Linked DNA regions of Homo sapiens: region 2 is linked to region 1. Evidence: chromatin loops called from intact Hi-C (ENCODE). Cell type or tissue: prostate gland. All regions are shown on one strand. Each heading gives the region's core, and the rest is flanking DNA. Links, peaks and the distances in the headings are about the cores only.

Region 1 (8,337 bases), core at 294-8,293:
TTCTTATGCCTGTCTTTACTGCAGTCTCTGAACGTAAATTGTGAAGATTTCATGGACACTTATCACTTCCCCAATCAATACCCTTGTGATTTCCTATGCCTGTCTTTACTTTAATCTCTTAATCCTGTCATCTCGTAAACTGAGGAGGATGTATGTCACCTCAGGACCCCGTGATGATCGCGTTAACTGCACAAATTGTAGAGCATGTGTGTTTGAACAATATGAAATATGGGCACCTTGAAAAAAGAACAGGATAACAGCAATGTTTAGGGAACAAGAGAGATAAACTCTGACTGCCGGTGAGCCGGGTGGAACAGAGCCATATTTCTCTTCTTTCAAAAGCAAATGGGAGAAATATCACTGAATTCCTTTTCTCAGCAAGGAACATCCCTGAGAAAGAGAATGCACCTCTGAGGGTGGGCCTCTAAAATGGCCCCCTTGGGTGTGGCCGTCTTCTATGGTCGAAACTGTAGGGATGAAATAAGCCCCAGTCTCTCATAGCACTCCCAGGCTTATTAGGACAAGGAAATTCCCACCTAATAAATTTTTGGTCAGACCCTGTCTCCTGATAAGATGTTATCAATGACAATGGTGCCTGAAACTTCATTAGCAATTTTAATTTTGCCCCAGTCCTGTGGTCCTGTGGTCCTGTGATCTCGCCCTGCCTCCATTTGCCTTGTGATATTCTATTACCTTGTGAAGCACGTGATCTCTGTGACCCACACCCTATTCATACACTCCCTCCCCTTTTGAAAATCCCTAATAAAAACTTGCTGGTTTTACGGCTCAGGGGGCGTCACAGAACCTACCGACATGTGATGTCTCAGCTGGATGCACAGCTTTAAAATTTCTCTCTTTTGTACTCTGTCTCTTTATTTCTCAAACCATCCAATGCTTAGGGAAAATAGAAAAGAAACTACGTGAAATATTGGGGGTGAATTTTGCCTGATATCTGGCCAAATTTCCCCCAATATGAATGTAAAAAGATGTTTGTGGCCGGGCGTGGTGGCTCACGCCTGTAATCCCAGCACTTTGGGAGGCTGAGGCGGGCAGATCACGAGGTCAGGAGATCGAGACCATCCTGGCTAACACAGCGAAACCCCGTCTCTACTAAAAATACAAAAAATTAGCCAGGTGTGGTGGCGGGCACCTGTAGCCTCAGCTACTTGGGAGGCTGAGGCAGGAGAATGGCGTTAACCTGGGAGGCGAAGCTTGCAGTGTGCAGAGATTGTGCCACTGCACTCCAGCCTGGACGACAGAGTGAGACTCCATCTCAAAAAAAAAAAAAAAAAAAAGATGTTTGCTTTGGTGAAATTACAGTGGTCCCAAACTAAGTGACAATGACATAAAGGGAACAATAAGAAGTTGTTGTAGGCCAGGTGCAATGGCTCATGCCTGTAATCCCAGCCCTTTGGGAGGCCGAGGTGAGTGGATCATGAAGTCGGGAGTTCGAGACCAGCATGGCCAACATGGTGAAACCTCATCTCTACTAAAAATACAAAAATTAGCTGGTGGCGCATGCTTGTAGTCCCAGCTACTCAGGAGGCTGAGGCAGGAGAATTGCTTGAACCTGGGAGGCAGAGGTTGCAGTGAGCTGAGATCGCAGCATTGCACTCCAGCCTGGGCAACAGAGCGAGACTCTGTCTCAAAAAAAAAAAGTCATTGTTTGTGATTATATGAATAGGTATATGATCGTATTTATATGGAAAACATGTGGAAGAAACTAGATCTTGCTAACGTAAATGATCTGGGATTGAGATGGTTCTGGTGGGGGAAGGGCCAGGGAAGAGAGTAGGTACAAAAGACGCAAGCTAGCTATCACAGAAAATGCATGAAAACACCGCTGCCTGCCTCCTGCCCCTGCCCGGCATGAATGGTATATTGGTGTGTGTATATATATATATATATGTGTGTGTGTGTATATATATATATATATGTATATGTATATATATGTGTGTGTATATATATGTGTATATATATGAATATATTTATGAATGGTATATTCATATATATATGAATATATTTATGAATATATGCTTATACAGACTAATTTTACAAGAAAATTATAAAAATTACAAAAAACTATACTGTATAATTTTATAAAATTATATAATGTGTACATATATAAGTATATGTTCAGAAATATATATCTATGTATGTGGAATATATGTGTATGAATTTCAATGCATATGCAGAAAGAGATTGGGGAAAAAGTTCTATTCATATCTACAGACGCATAAGGAGGTCTACTATGACATATTGCTAAGTGAAAAAGCTCAAATGGCGAAGTGTGTAACATAGTTCTCTTTGGTAAAAAACAAAAATGCCCTGTATGTCTATATTGCTGCTTTACTACGTTGGCATGAGCAGAGTGTGAACGTGCGTGGCTGTGCTGTTAGAATGGAGCAGGAGCGCAGGGTTGGGGGCAGGTGGGAAGTAGGGCTTTTCTTTCCACAGATTTAGTGTTATTTTACCTGCTGTAGCAACCTGTTTCGTTTGGTAATTTGAAAAGCTTGAAATTATATTGTCCTGACTATCTGGGCAGACATTCTTCCTGACCTACTATTTGAACTGACCTACTGACAACTTTGAACATCAGTTGGTCCCGCCTATTAATTAATATTAGACAGCTACTTCCCAGTATTTGTCAGTGGTCAAGGCTTTGTATATTAGCCCTAGATATCCATCTATACACAAAAGTGCTATAAATGTGCAGTTCTTGATATGTGGGTTCAGTGATTTTGAGTTTAGTAAATGTTTTCCAGAAAGACTAAAAACAATAGACTTACCATTTATTTACTTGTGTCACTCATAACTTCTAAGTCACAGATGGCTTTAGTTCAAGCCAATACAAAGGGAAGCAGGAGACTAATTGTAGAAAAGTCATTTGCATCTTGTTACGTAATTATGTATTATCTAGACCAGAGCTATCCAATAGAACTGTCTGTAATGAAGGAAATGTTCTACAATCCGTGCCAGTATTGAGCAGTTGAAACATGGCTAGTGCATCTGAATAAATGAATTTTACATGTTATTTTAGTGTTAATTCAAACAGCCACACACATGAACAGTGGCTACCACATTGTTCAATGCCAATCTAGAACCACTCAACTCACTAAAAACAAAAACAAATCCCAACGCTGTTGAAAATTGAAACAGTAAACTTGCTTCTATTGTCTGTAACTGGTGTGTAGGATAAATATCCTCTGTGTATAGAGAGAACAGCTTTTAGAAAACATTTTTATGATTCTTAATTTTTTTTTTTTGAGACAGAATCTTGCTCTGTTGCCCAGGCTGGAGTGCAATGGCATGATCTCAGCTCACTGCAACTTCTGCCTCCCAGTTTCAAGTGATTCTCCTGCCTCAGCCTCCCGAGTAGCTGGGATTACAGGTGCCCACCACCATGCCTGGCTAATTTTTGTTTTTTTAGTAGAGATGGGGTTTCACCATGTTGGCCATGCTGGTCTCGAACTCCTGACCTCAGGTGATCCACCCACCTCAGCTTCCCAAAGTGCTGGGATGATAGGTGTGAGCCACTGTGCCCGACCAGACTCTTAAATTTTTAATGAAATATTTCAAGCATACAAAAAAGCACAAGAATGATAAACACCCATGAACCTACCATTCAAATTTAACAAATGCTAACAGTTTGTTAAATTTTGCTTCAGATTTTCAAGAATAAAATATTACCTATCCAATTGAAGCCCCCTTTCCCCGCCCCCTTCTTCACTCTGCTGCCTGCCCAGGTAAGGATATATATATTTAGCACGTGTTCTTCCTTTACATTATTGTCAGATATTTATTGCACCTTTCCAAGATGAACAAGTCTCAAGTGTCAAAGTGTGACATTCTCTCTAGGCTGTGTATCTGTCTGTGTGTTTGCCAAAAACAGTCCAGTTGCCAGGAAAGATTGCAGGAATTACAGAGCCATAGAGAGAGGCAGAGCCATGTGGGATGGGAAGTTATTTACTTGCAGAAGGTGAGAGTGGACGACATTGAATATGAATTGCTCTGGAGGAAGTAAGTTCAATGGGCTCAATGGGAAGAATGGACATTTGCTAATAGGCAGGGAAGGTAGTCTGAGGGAAGGAGCCAATTTTACTATTTTCAGGAAGTGAGGGACACCACCAAGAGGTTTCCTTGTGCTTTTCATGAAGGGATTTGTCTAGGGGAGCGGTTCTCAAATTTGTTTGCTCATTAGCATCATCTGAGGATCTTCAAAAACCACTGACACCTGATCCACTCCCAGAGCCTGCTACTTAATTAGTCTCAGGCATTCCTGCCAGTCAGAACTTTTAAAACATCTCCAGGTGATTCCAATGTTCAGGCATCATTGAAAACCACAGCCTCGGGCCAGTGTTTCAAACTTGGTAGACGTTGCAATCAACTGCTAAGCTTTAAAAACTATGCCTGGACCCACCTCCAGGCATTAATCGTTGTTTAAACCGATTTAAATGGGATGGAAACAACCTGGGCATGGAGATTTTTTATAGCCCCCAACCAATTCTAATGTGAAGCCAAATTTGTGAATCTCTGGCCTAAAGGAAGCTCATGTTTATAGCAAATAATTTGGATAAAAAAACCTCAATGAGTTTCTGGCTTCTACATGCTGGGCTCAGTCTAGAGTTGTCATATAACTGGGGACTAGGTATCATGGAAATAAAATAGAGCTATCTCCAGGCTCTTTTTTGCTTCCAGTAAGTGCCAATAAATCTGATCCAAAACGCTCGGAAACACACAAGTTTATCCAGTGACCAGTGGGGACTCTCTCTTGCTTTGGAAGAAGCAGAGAAGTCACTTTTTATTTTATTTTTATTTTTTGAGGCCGAGTCTCACTCTGTTGCCCAGGCTGGATTACAGTGGCTCGATCTTGGCTCACTGCAGCATCTGCCTCCCGGATTCAATCGATTCTCATGCCTTAGTCCCCCGAGTAGCTGGGATTACAGGCGCCCACCACTATGCCTGGCTAATTTTTGTATTTTTAGTAGAGACAGCGTTTCACCATATTGGCAAGGCTGGTCTGGAACTCCGACCTCAAATGATCTGCCCACCTCAGCCTCCCAAAGTGCTAGTATTACAGGCGTGAGACACCGCGCCCGGCCAGAGAAGTGACTTTCAGATTCTTAGAAAAGGGTTGCAGGTTGTTTGATGGACAGGATATTATGGATTATAAAGATTATAGTGTAAGAAAACCAGGAGGCAGAGGGCCAAAGGTAAGTCTTAATACCATCCTTCCAGCTACCACCATCACTATTGCATTCCAGGAGTCGATGATGCTCAGCGTGATGACCCGTGTGAATCACATTCTTTAAGGAAAAGGGTGTATTTGTCATTTGCCCTCACTACTTACTTGGATGAGATGGTTTTTCCTGGAAGAGAGAGCTCACTGCTGAGTTGAGTGGGTGGGTAGAAAGCAGTATCGATGAGAAATGGTGTGGCTCTCATAGCAGTGTGAGGTAAGGAGGCTGGCAGAGCTGCCAGGAAATGCTGCAGGGCTGTGCTGAGGAACTGGCACTTCCTGGGGGAGGAAGGAACACAATGAGAGGGTAGACTAGTGAAAGGGTGGAACATTCCAGCAGTAAAGGCTGTTGATGCAGATGGCGGGCACTTTACCTTTGGACAGTTTCCTTTTATTTACTGAACTTGAGAAGGAGCTGGGAAATTGATCAGTGATTGATTTGAGGGTGGAACAAGGGAAGATCATTTAAGATCTAATATTTTTCTTTTATTGAGAATTAAACTCTTCACAGTTGTGGGAGAAGATAGAGTTATGATAGAGATTAAGTGTAGAAAACTTCAAGAAAGATGACATTTTAAATAGCTTTTCTAATTCAAACATAATGAACCTTGAAAGCACAGAAAAGTACACAGAAAAACTACCAAAAATCTTACCCAAAGATAAACATTCTTACCATTTCCCTGTATGTTATTCTGGCATTTTTTTCATACAAACGAATCTTTATATTTTGTGTGTGTGTGTGTGTGTGTATATATATATATATATATATGTGTGTATATATATACCATATCTCAAAAAAATGTATAAATCTATATATACAGTCTTGCTCTGTCACCCAGGCTGGAGTGCAGTGGCACAATCATAGCTCATTGCAGTCTTCAACTCCTGGGCCTAAGGGATCTTCCTGACTCAGCCTCCAAAGTAGCTGGGACTACAGGGGTACACCAGCATGCCTGGCTTAAAAAAAAAGTTTTGTAGAGATGGAGGTCTCACTATGTTGTTCAGGCTGGTCTCAAACTCCTAGCTTCAAGCAATTCTCTAACTTTGGCCTCCCAAAATGCTGGACTATGTGCTTTTCTTAATGAAAGTTATCCCCTGTACAAAATAGTTCACTGTGAGAATTCTCTTGATATACTAAGGGAGAAAAAGCTGCCCATGGAACAGTCTGCACAACTCATTGAACCAGTCAGCCCTTGTGGCACCTCTAAGGCATTTGATTTTGAAGGGAAGAACTTGAGGTGACCAGGAGAAAACCCAAGCTATGTTCTAGAAAACCGCAGGGGTAGATCCTCGTTCTATAACAGTTCCAAAATGTGTTAGCCAGGCCTGATCTGACATGAGAACACAGCTGATTGGTGTTTTGCACTTTGCCCCCTTCAGCCTCACCTTGTATTTAGCCCAGACACAATCCTATCCTATCACTTTTCTTTTTAAACCAGCCATCAAATTACCTAATGGGCGAGACCCTCAGCAGACAGTCATTCAACTTGACGGGGGTTTGCGAGGAGTTATTGGCATAAATTATCTCAGCACAATTACCCAGAGTTCATGTCACAAGTGTGTTCCATTGTACTCTCTCTCTCCTTTTTTTCAAACTACTTAGCATAATTATGTTATTTTAATGGCCACTCTAGCAACATTAACTATGACATTACCCAGTAGTCTATCAACTGGTGTTGGAAAGCTCTTCTTCAGCTTCAGTCCTGGAAGCCTCCATTATGGTTATACTCTTCAAAACAGAGGTATTGCTGTTATCAATGGTCCTGCTAAAGCCTTCTATGCTATTTCTTGAGACAGAGTCTTGCTCTGTCACCCAGGCTGGAGTGCAATGGTGTGATCTCAGATCACTGCAACTGCCATCTCCCAGGTTCAAGCAATTCTCCTGCCTCAGCCTCCCGAGTAGCTGGAACTACAGGTGCCCATCACCACACCCAGCTAATTTTTGTATTTTTAATAGAGACAAGGTTTAGCCATGTTGGCCAGGCTGGTCTCAAACTCCTGACCTCATGTGATTCACCTGCCTCGACCTCCCAAAGTGCTGGGATTATAGGCATGAGCCACCGCACCCAGCCTTCTATGCTATTTCTGATCACTTCAAAGGAAAGGACCCCATGAAGTAGCATCTTTCTCAGATATTTTCATTTGTCCATCCATAGACCTATCCAAATCACTCTTCTAAAGTGCTCTGGGGACCGAGCAGTCATATCAAAATCTGAGTTGACTCTACGGGCCTTGACTTTGGAGTCATCTGCTGTTGAGACACTCCCTGTCAGGTACAGAAACAGGTGCTGCCTGTGTGCCAGCTCACCCTCGGCAGGTGGCTGCATGCCTGGGCACCAGGGACCTGGCCGATAGCCACAAAATGTGAATGACTGGCCTAGCCCAGCTTTCCCATTTCACAAGTGGGCACCCGAGGTCTGGAAGCTGTGCGGTGACTGCTGAAGTCTCGAGGTTAATAAGCAGCAGACCTGGGACTCTGCAATCTTCCCACTGCCCCTCGCACCTTGAGGCACTCTCAGAGAAGACACTCCACGTGGAGGAGGAGCCATAATGCCTCAGTGGGGCACAGGTTTGCAGCACCAAACAGTTTCTACAAGGCCTCCCTGTTTCTTGCCTAGGTGATGCTCAGCATTGCTGACTTCACTTCCTGTCACTCCTGACCTCCCTTCAACTGCCCACATTAGGGAAGGTTTGATGCTAGCATTCTTGACCCTACTCTGCCATCCAGAATTAGCCCAAGGATTGTGGACAGTGAGGCAGGAAGAGCCAGAGCTCCCCAAAGCCTCAGCTCCCAGGAACTCACCTGCAGTTCTCACTTCCTGGCAGGACGCTTCTTGGGCCCCCACACAGTGCACCCCGCTGGGAGGAAGACTGGCACTCGAACTTTCAAGCCAACTAAGGGAGAAGCTGGGGTCCGGCTGCTTGCTTTCCTGTGTTCTGTGAATAGCTGCACTCCTTTGCAATAACTCTGTTCTTTAATAAAATAATCTGATCAGCATGTGACTTTGGAGGGACGTAAAGAGCTTCGGCAGGCAAGCCGTTTGAATTGCCAGTAGCACTTCATTCACAGGGGAACCAGCAGACTCACTCGACAAGGG
Region 2 (8,337 bases), core at 36-8,035, 52 kb before region 1:
CGATTCCTCCAGGATCTAGAACTAGAATTACCATTTGATCCAGCAATCCCATTACTGGGTATGTACCCAAAGGATTATAAATCATGCTACTATAAAGACACGTGCATACATGTGTTTATTGCAGCACTATTCACAATAGCAAAGACTTGGAACCAACCCAAATGTCCATCAATGATGGACTGGATTAAGAAAATGTGGCACATATACACCAGGAATACTATGCAGCCATAAAAAAGGATGAATTCATGTCCTTTGCAGGGACATGGATGAAGCTGGAAACCATCATTCTCAGCAAAGTATCACAAGGACAGAAAACCAAACACCACATGTTCTCACTCACAAGTGGAAATTGAAGAATGAGATCACTTGGACACAGGGCGGGTAACATCACATACCAGGGCCTGTCGTGGGGTGGGCAGAGCGGGAGGGATAGCATTAGGAGAAATACCTAATGTAAATGGTGAGTTGATGGGTGCAGCAAACCAACATGGCACATGTATACCTATGTATCAAATCTGCAAGTTGTGCACATGTACCCTAGAACTTAAAGTATAATAATAATAATAATAATAAAGAAAAACAGGAAGAAAAAACATCTGAGACAAGCAATTAATAAAGAAGAGATGTTTAACTGACTCAGAGTTCCACAGGCTGTATAAGAAGTGTGACGGCTTCTTGGGAGGCGTTGGGAAGCTTTCAATCATGGCGCACAGCTGAAGGTAAAAGGGAAGCAGGCACGTCTTACCTGGCCAGAGCAGGAGGGAGAGAGAGAGGGGAAAGGAGCTACACTTTTAAATGACCAGATCTCGTGAGAACTCTATCATGAGAGCAGCACTAGGGGGATGGTGCTAATCCATTAGAAACCACCCTCATGATCTAATCACCTCCCACCAGGCCCCACCTCCAACTCTGGGGATCACAAGTGAACATCAGATTTAGATGGGGACACAGATCCAAACCATACCAGTGAGGCTGTGAGTCTGGGCTATGGACAGGAAAGTTTTCTTTGCTGGGCACCATCTTGAGAGAGGACAGAGGGCTTTGGGTAGTCAGGAAAGACTGCCTGGAGGAGGCAGAAATAGAGCTGAGGCTGAAGAGGAGCAAGACTTGTGCTGAAAGGGAGAGGAGAGCAGGCAGTCGAGTGAAGAGGGAAAGAGCCCTGAGGAGATCCTGGCTCAGAAATGAGGCAGGGGCCTGGGCAACCCCAGCCTGGCAGATGGAAGCAAGGTGTGTGTGCAATAGGGAGAGGTCAGGTGAGGAGGCGAACTCCCAGGCTTCTTTTTCCATCTAGCCAAGCTACTTTTCATGTTGTTTTACCATATGTGTTTTCAAATCCATGCACACAGAAAGACAAATTCAAACAGCACAATAGGGTCAACAGTGAAATGAAGGTCTCGCTTCCCTTCCTGCCTCCATCCCCCAGCTCCCAACTGCTGGCCCACCTGTTCCCACCGAGCACCTTTCCAGAGCTGTTATAAGCCAATGCAGACGTATTGAGCTCTTCCAGCCTGGAGCCACTGCTCTGCAGCTGCCTGTGCCCTGGACATGCTGTCCTGAAGAGCTTTCTGTATCCCTATCTATGCGTCCACAGTGACTACATGCTTTTTACCCCTGGAGCTGCCTTAGAGGGGGCACCACGGAGGGATTGCTTTGTTTTGGAATCGGGCAGAGCTGGGCTGTAACCTAGCGCCATCAGGTGTCAGCTGCAGACCCTGGCCAAGTTCTTGGCCTCTAATCCATGGTTTTCTCATCTGTCAAATGGGGAGGACAACAGCCCCCTCCTCAGGGGCTGTGATGAGGATAAATGAGAGAATGCGTCCAAAGCCCAGGTACACAGCCAGGCACAGAGGATACTCCCCATCGGTGGTAGCTGCTAGAACTCACCCAGAGAGAAAGGAGCCTCGAGGCGCCCACCTGCTCTTCTTTCCCCAGGGACCCTGCAGACAGAAGGAGTCACCCCATGCCAATCTCACAGCTGGCCCTGCACTCCCGCTCCTTCTCCCTGCAGTGTTTTCTGCTGTCACTGCCCACGAGTTCCCTCAGGAGGGAAGGAATGACAGCTAAATGTCAGCCAGGCAGAAGGGCCACTTTCTCTGTGTATTCTGACTCTTAGATTGGACTCTGTTCAAGCCAGAGGCCGGGGAGCTGGGACGGCATCTTGGGCTCTGCCCAGGCGGGTCCCCGCCCACATTCAGCTGGCCACGTGGCCGAGGGCTTCACACAGAAACAGCACCACGCTGGGGTCTCATGTGGAGATGAAAATGAAGGGATAAATATACAGGTTTAATAATCTTCTGTCATTTTGACAATCTCTGCTGCTTGCCTGTGATATTTTAATCCACTTTGCACGCTTTTGACATTAAGAACTTCTGACAAAGTTTCACTGGGAAGATGTCTTTTTATAATGGTCCTGTACTATGTCTGTGATTCTAAACACAAATTTATTTGCTTTTATCACTTTGGACTAAAGAGAAAGGAAATGAACCATTAGAAAAAAGGCTTCTATACTTCTCTCCCCGCATAATTCTCCCCTGGAAGCAGCCGTCCCTCTCTTTTATCTTTCTACTCTGTGCTTGCAGGCACAGCCCCATTATCTGCTTCCGCACCGCCTTTGAGGTTAATATTTCAGTTCCGTCCTTCCGTTAGCTATGGAGATGAATTAAATTAGTGCCAGCAGGAGGAGAGAATTAAATAAACTGTAAAATAATGCCAACTTTCCCGTTTCTCCGCACCATCCTTGTACCCAAGCTAAATTTTTAAATGAGGTCTATAGGGATTCAAAAATACTTGTCTTTACTGATAAACAGAAGTTCAGACTGCTCAAATTGTTTCCAAACCATGTTCATTCATTCATGCATTCATGCATTTATTCCTTCATTTGGCACCCACTCTGTGACAGGTGCAGTTCTAGGCCACAGGGTGGAGCGTGGAGCAGGGCACTGCCCCTCAGCAAAGGACAGGTGGAAGGGGTGAGGCACCCCCAGCATCTGACATGGGGCAGGAGCGGCAAAAATGAAGGGAGATGCATCACTAAAGGCCTCTTAGGCCTCTGCAAATAGTAAGGATTTTATCCCTGTGAAATCAGAAGCCATTTGCAGATTTTAAGCAGGTTGTGGGTGTGTGGCAGGGCAAGAGTGGCTGGCGGGAGTCCAGGAGAAAGAAAGGAGCTGGCCAGGCACAGTGGTTCGTGCCTGTGGTCCCAGTTACTTGGGAGGCCGAGGTGGGAGGATTGCTTGAGCCCAGGAGATTGAGCTAGCAATGAGCCGTGATTGCACCACTGTGCTCCAGCCTGAGTGACAGCATGAGACTCTGTCTCTAAAAATAACCATAATAGTTAAAAAGAAGGAGCAGCTGTCCAGGTAAGAATGATGGGGCTAGGTCTAGGCTGAAGGCAAAACAGGTGGAGAGGAAGGGGCAGATTTAGGGTGTATGTGGGAGTGAGATGCCACCACAAGAGGGAAATTGATTACTTTTTTTTTTTTTTTTAATTTAGAGACAGTCTTCCCTTGTTACCCGGGCTGGAGTGCAGTGGTGCGACCATAACCCACTCCTGGACTCAAGTGATCCTCCTGCTCAGCCTCCCAAATAGCTGGAACAGGCACATGCCACCATGTCCAGCTAATTTTTTAAAAATTTGGTGGTCTTGCTATTTGCCCAGGCTTAGAACTCCTGGCCTCAAGCAATCCTCCTGCCTTGGCCTACTGAAGTGCTGGGATTACAGGTGTGAGCCATCACGCCTGGCTGTATTTTACTTTTGAGAAAGTTGTCTGTCTTGCTGTCATCTGGGTTGGCTTACCTGAACACCAGCCCCCATCCCACACCTACAGAACAGCTGTCAGCCTGAGAAACGGATTTTCAGGGGACCCCCAGGGTTGTGGGGAAAGGTGTGGATGGAGGGAAGGTGAAACTGCCCAGCAGCCTAGGTGTCATGTCTGCCATCCTGGTGCTGCTCCTGTCCTCCCGCTAGGCAGGGAGATGGGGAAGGTGGAGAGACAGAAGATGCTGACCACGGTCTTTTTTTTTTTTTTTTTTTGAGACTGTCTTGCTCTGTTGCCCAGGCTGGAATGCAGTGGCACGATCTCAGCCCACTGCAACCTCCGCCTCCCAGGTTCAAGCAATTCTCTGCCTCAGTCTCCCAAGTAGCTGGAATTACAGGCGCCCACCACCACACCCAGCTAATTTTTGTATTTTTGTAGAGAAGGGGTTTCACCACGTTCGCCAGGCTGGTCTTGAACTCCTGACCTCAAGTGATCTGCCTACCTCAGCCTCCCAAAGTGTTGGGATTACAGGCGTGAGCCACTGCTCCTGGCCCCGTGCACCTTTTAATTGCTCCCCGTTTGGACTTCATAGGGCCCTATATCTGAGTTTCTTCCATTTTAGGCCCAGGGATAGGGTCTGAGGAAAGCCCTCCTCTTCTACCTCCCACTGCCTGGGCTACACAGGTTAACACTTGTTTCTACCTCGGTATCCTTCGACCTCATCAGTCTTCAGCTTCCTTCCCCCAAACAGCCCATCTGCCTCCCAGGCCTGCTGTGACACTCTTTGGAGATGGGAGAAGTGGCATTCCTGGTGTGAGGGCTCAGCTGCAAGGAGGCACTCACTCTGAACAGTGCTCTAGATTGAGGGGAATTCTTATGAACACTGAGTGGACTTCCACCAGGGGTTGCAAACTTAGCCGGCCACAGCACCCAGGCAGTAACTGAGAGCAGTGAAGGCAGGTTCTGTAGCCTGCTGTAAAGACTAGCAGGGCAAAGCTAGGGACATGCCTCTCTGGCCGCAACCCAATTTTACCAAGGAAGCTGGGAACCAGAATGTCTATGGGAACTCTGCCAATATTTCATGCTGACAATGAATCCACATTCGAAGATCCAGTGCAGTTACTCTCCGTCCATCGGAGGGCTGAATTTGATGTGTTAGTCTCCTTGTGTGATCACTGCCTGCACTCACATTTCACTGTTCTCCAGCGCAGAAGTACAGATTTATTAGTGAAAATTTGTTCTGGCTAAGAAAACTACTGAACAACCCACCCTTTCCTCCTCCTGGGAGACTCATGAGTAGAGGCACTAATGATACTCACAGGAACTCAGAGGAAATAGCCCTGCCAGTCTTCCATCACATGTCTCTGGACATGGAGATTGGTTCAGGAATGGGCATGTTGCCCACTTTACCTGAGTCAATAAGCTATGATGAAACTTTTTTTGGGAGTCCTATGCGGGGGGGTGGGGCTTGCTTACTTGCTTAGATGAGAGGTGAGAGCTTCAAGAACCATCCTGCAACCCCTAGAGGACAGCTTATCTGAAAATGGAGGCTGCAGGAGAGAGAAGCCAGAGGGAGAAGCCAAGCTCTGGGGACATCAGTCCAGCCCCTGGATCCAGCTATGAAACTGAAGTTCTACCCTAGGGTATTTCAGTGATGAAGTCCCCTTTAGGCTTAAGTCAGTGTGCTTAAACTTTCTGTCTCTTAGAATCAAAAGTAATTTAGCAGATATAAAAGGATACCTACCCATTCTAGAATAGGATGAAGGTAGGTCCCGAGGAGAGCTACAGGCATTTGTGTAGCCCAAAGTGACCAGCGCAGAAGTCCAGGCAAGAAGGACCATTCTACTAGTGGCAGAGAATACAGCCAGCACTGGAGGCCAACACATGGGAGGTAACTCAGAATACAGGGAGGAGTAATTCACAATGGCTCTACCACCAATCTGTCTGTGACTTCTGAAAAATCACCCTCCCTCACCCCTGGACCTTAGTCTCCAAGTGTGTTACAGTCACAGATGCCGTCCAGTCATTGGCTGAGTGGCTGCTCTGTGTCAGGCACTCCGCTAAGTGCTTCCTTACCTGGTCCAGTGGCATCCTTCTGGCAACCCGTAGGCAGTGCCGCTGTGCTTGGGCCACTTTCCCAAGGTCCTCATAACAAAGGGGCAGTGTCAGGACCGACCTCAGGGGCAGGCAGCTCTGAAGGCCCGGGATGTTTAGGACAGGAGGCCAGGGCACCCTCAGAGGGCTGTGGAAGCAGCAGCCATGGCTGGCTTGAGGGAGGAGTTGTGGCGTCAGCTCTGAAGCACAGAGCTGTTTATGCAAACTCTGCTCTGATAGATCACGCTCGTGGGATTTTGCGTGTTCTTTGTTGGAGGAATTTTTGGAGCTGTCACTGGGTTAAGTTGAGAAGTAAAAAGTAGTGGGGGAAAATCATATCATTAAATATTCATCTATTTTCTTTGTTTTAATTAGATTCTTTACCCTATAGGCAGGTAGAAGGACAGGGCCTTCAGAGGCCTCTTTGTTGCATTTAAAAAAAAACTTTCACGCAATCAGTACAATAATTAAGAAGCACATTTTCTTTTTCCTAGCAAAAGGAACTAGTTATTTCAGCCTTGTGCTGATTGATCCATTTTTATGAGCAGTTTTAAAATCCTAGATGCATTTTGTGAGTCATTTAAAAGATGGCCTGGGTGAAGCCATGCATATCAACTGTATATTGTCCCAGCAATGGGTGGGGGTCCTGGCCACGTGGGGATGCTCCCCACAACAAGATCCCAGAAGCCAGCTCTGGCGTCACCCAGGACTCTTTCGGCATCAGCCACGAGGAGTTGCTGATAAGTATGCGTGGGGATTCTGGAGAACTCAGTCTGCTTCAGGCTCAAGCCCTGCTCTCTCTTTCCCTAGACTGCGTCCTCAAAATGTTCTCACTGGGAAGGGGCAGCCCCCTGCTTCCCTTTCACCCCTGGCCTAATTCCAATCCATCTCTACCTGTACAAAATCTATCAGCCCTTCAGTGCGCAGCTCAGCGGCACCTGTGCCATGAAGTCTTACACGCTACCCAGGTGGGAGCGCTGTGTCCCCTCTGGGCCCTCCCGGCTCTTTGTCTGAAGCCTTCGAGCCTGGCTACCCTCTGTGGTCTGCCTAGGGCTGTTGCCTGGGATGTCTTCATTGCCTCTGGGTGGAGGAAGATCTTCTTGGTGCTTGGTGAGTGTCACATGGGGAAGGGAGGAAGTGAAAGGAAGGAAATGTATGGGAGACAGGGAAGAAGGAAGGAATAAAGTCCCTTACTGTCTGATATTTTGAAAAACAGGGAGATTCATTAAGTATAACCTCTCCTTTCCAGGGAGGGCAGGTCTAGGTGGTAGAGGGGGTGTTTTAGCTGAGTGGAGTGATGGGTGTGGAGGCTGAAAGATGGGAAGGACCAGCCTGGCAGCTGGAGAGGAACTCGAGACGGGATTGACCAGTTTTAAAATGGATTTTATGAAATTATTTCCATTATGCGTGGATCCCTGTCTTGCCCCAATGTGTTCAGTGAATGATCAATATCCTGCTAATGTGTGGTGAGGATTTGGGGTCTCTGAGTCGGGAAAGACTGCTCACATGGCTGATTTTGACTTCGAGGGGGACCCGGGCAAGACGGACCGTGGATGTCTGCTTCTCTCAAGAGTCACAGCCTGAATCTCCTCTCTCGGCCTGTTTCACTCTTTCCTTGGCTTTCTGGGGACACTGTAGCAGTCAGGCTGCCCGGGTTCAATTCTAGTTCCCCCGGAGTCCTAGTTGTGTAGTCTTGAACATTTTACTTAACCTCGTCGACCTCTGCTTTTTCATCTGCAAAGTAGGGCTCACAATAATTCCTTAACTTAGAGGTCAACACAAAGCTTAAATGCACTTAAATGGCCATAAAATATTTAAATGAGTGCATGGCACAAAATAGAATGTTAGATGTTATTCCCTCATTCTCTCTCTTTTCTAATCTGAGGGCATTGGAAATATGTATGGAAACCTTTAAAAATATTCCTGCTAAGGTTGCCAGATAAAATACAGAACTCCCAGTTAAATTTCAATTGCAGATAAATAATTTGAAATGAAAAATTTAAATCCTACATTTTTAGCTGCTAAATGTGGCAACCCTAATTCCTGCCCTTCAACCCTAAGATTTCACTTCTGTGAATCAATTATAAGTAAATAATCTTACATACAAAAAAGTTTTATGTGAGGATCTTCAAGCGTTTTGAAAGTAAGTGTTGAAAATTTGAAAAATATATCCACTGGTAGGAAAACTGGTAGGAAAACGGTTAAATAAATGAGGGTCTATCTGCCTGATTGAATATTATAGAGTCAAACATTTTTGTTCCTGAAGAATATGCAGTAACATGGGGAATGCTTACGACATAAGAGAAAAAAGCAGGGAATACAATTATGTAAACTGAGGGTTTAAAACTCTGTAAAAATGATCCTTAAATACAGAAGAATACTGACAGGAAAATTGGTTAAATGTTAATAATGGTTATATCTGCATGGTAACATTATGGCTTTTTTCTTTTTTCTACTTCTGTGCACATCTCAAATTCTCTGTAAT

What was found. Peaks named below come from ENCODE experiments on the same cell type or tissue, not always from the same donor. Only the 100,000 strongest peaks of a DNase experiment are listed, where the experiment ranks them.
Region 2: it touches region 1 in a loop (2.3-fold over the local background); 3 of 110 quality-filtered maps call a loop at or near these places.

Annotation. Positions count from the first base shown.
Region 1 is chr19:29,190,440-29,198,776 of GRCh38, reverse strand. No RefSeq gene overlaps it. Among named protein-coding and RNA genes, the nearest start is that of UQCRFS1, 19 kb to the left of the region's middle. In prostate gland, for the core only: no CTCF peak of the experiment used is centred there; no DNase peak of the experiment used is centred there.
Region 2 is chr19:29,241,874-29,250,210 of GRCh38, reverse strand. No RefSeq gene overlaps it. Among named protein-coding and RNA genes, the nearest start is that of UQCRFS1-DT, 33 kb to the right of the region's middle. In prostate gland, for the core only: no CTCF peak of the experiment used is centred there; a DNase peak (open chromatin) is centred at 4,810.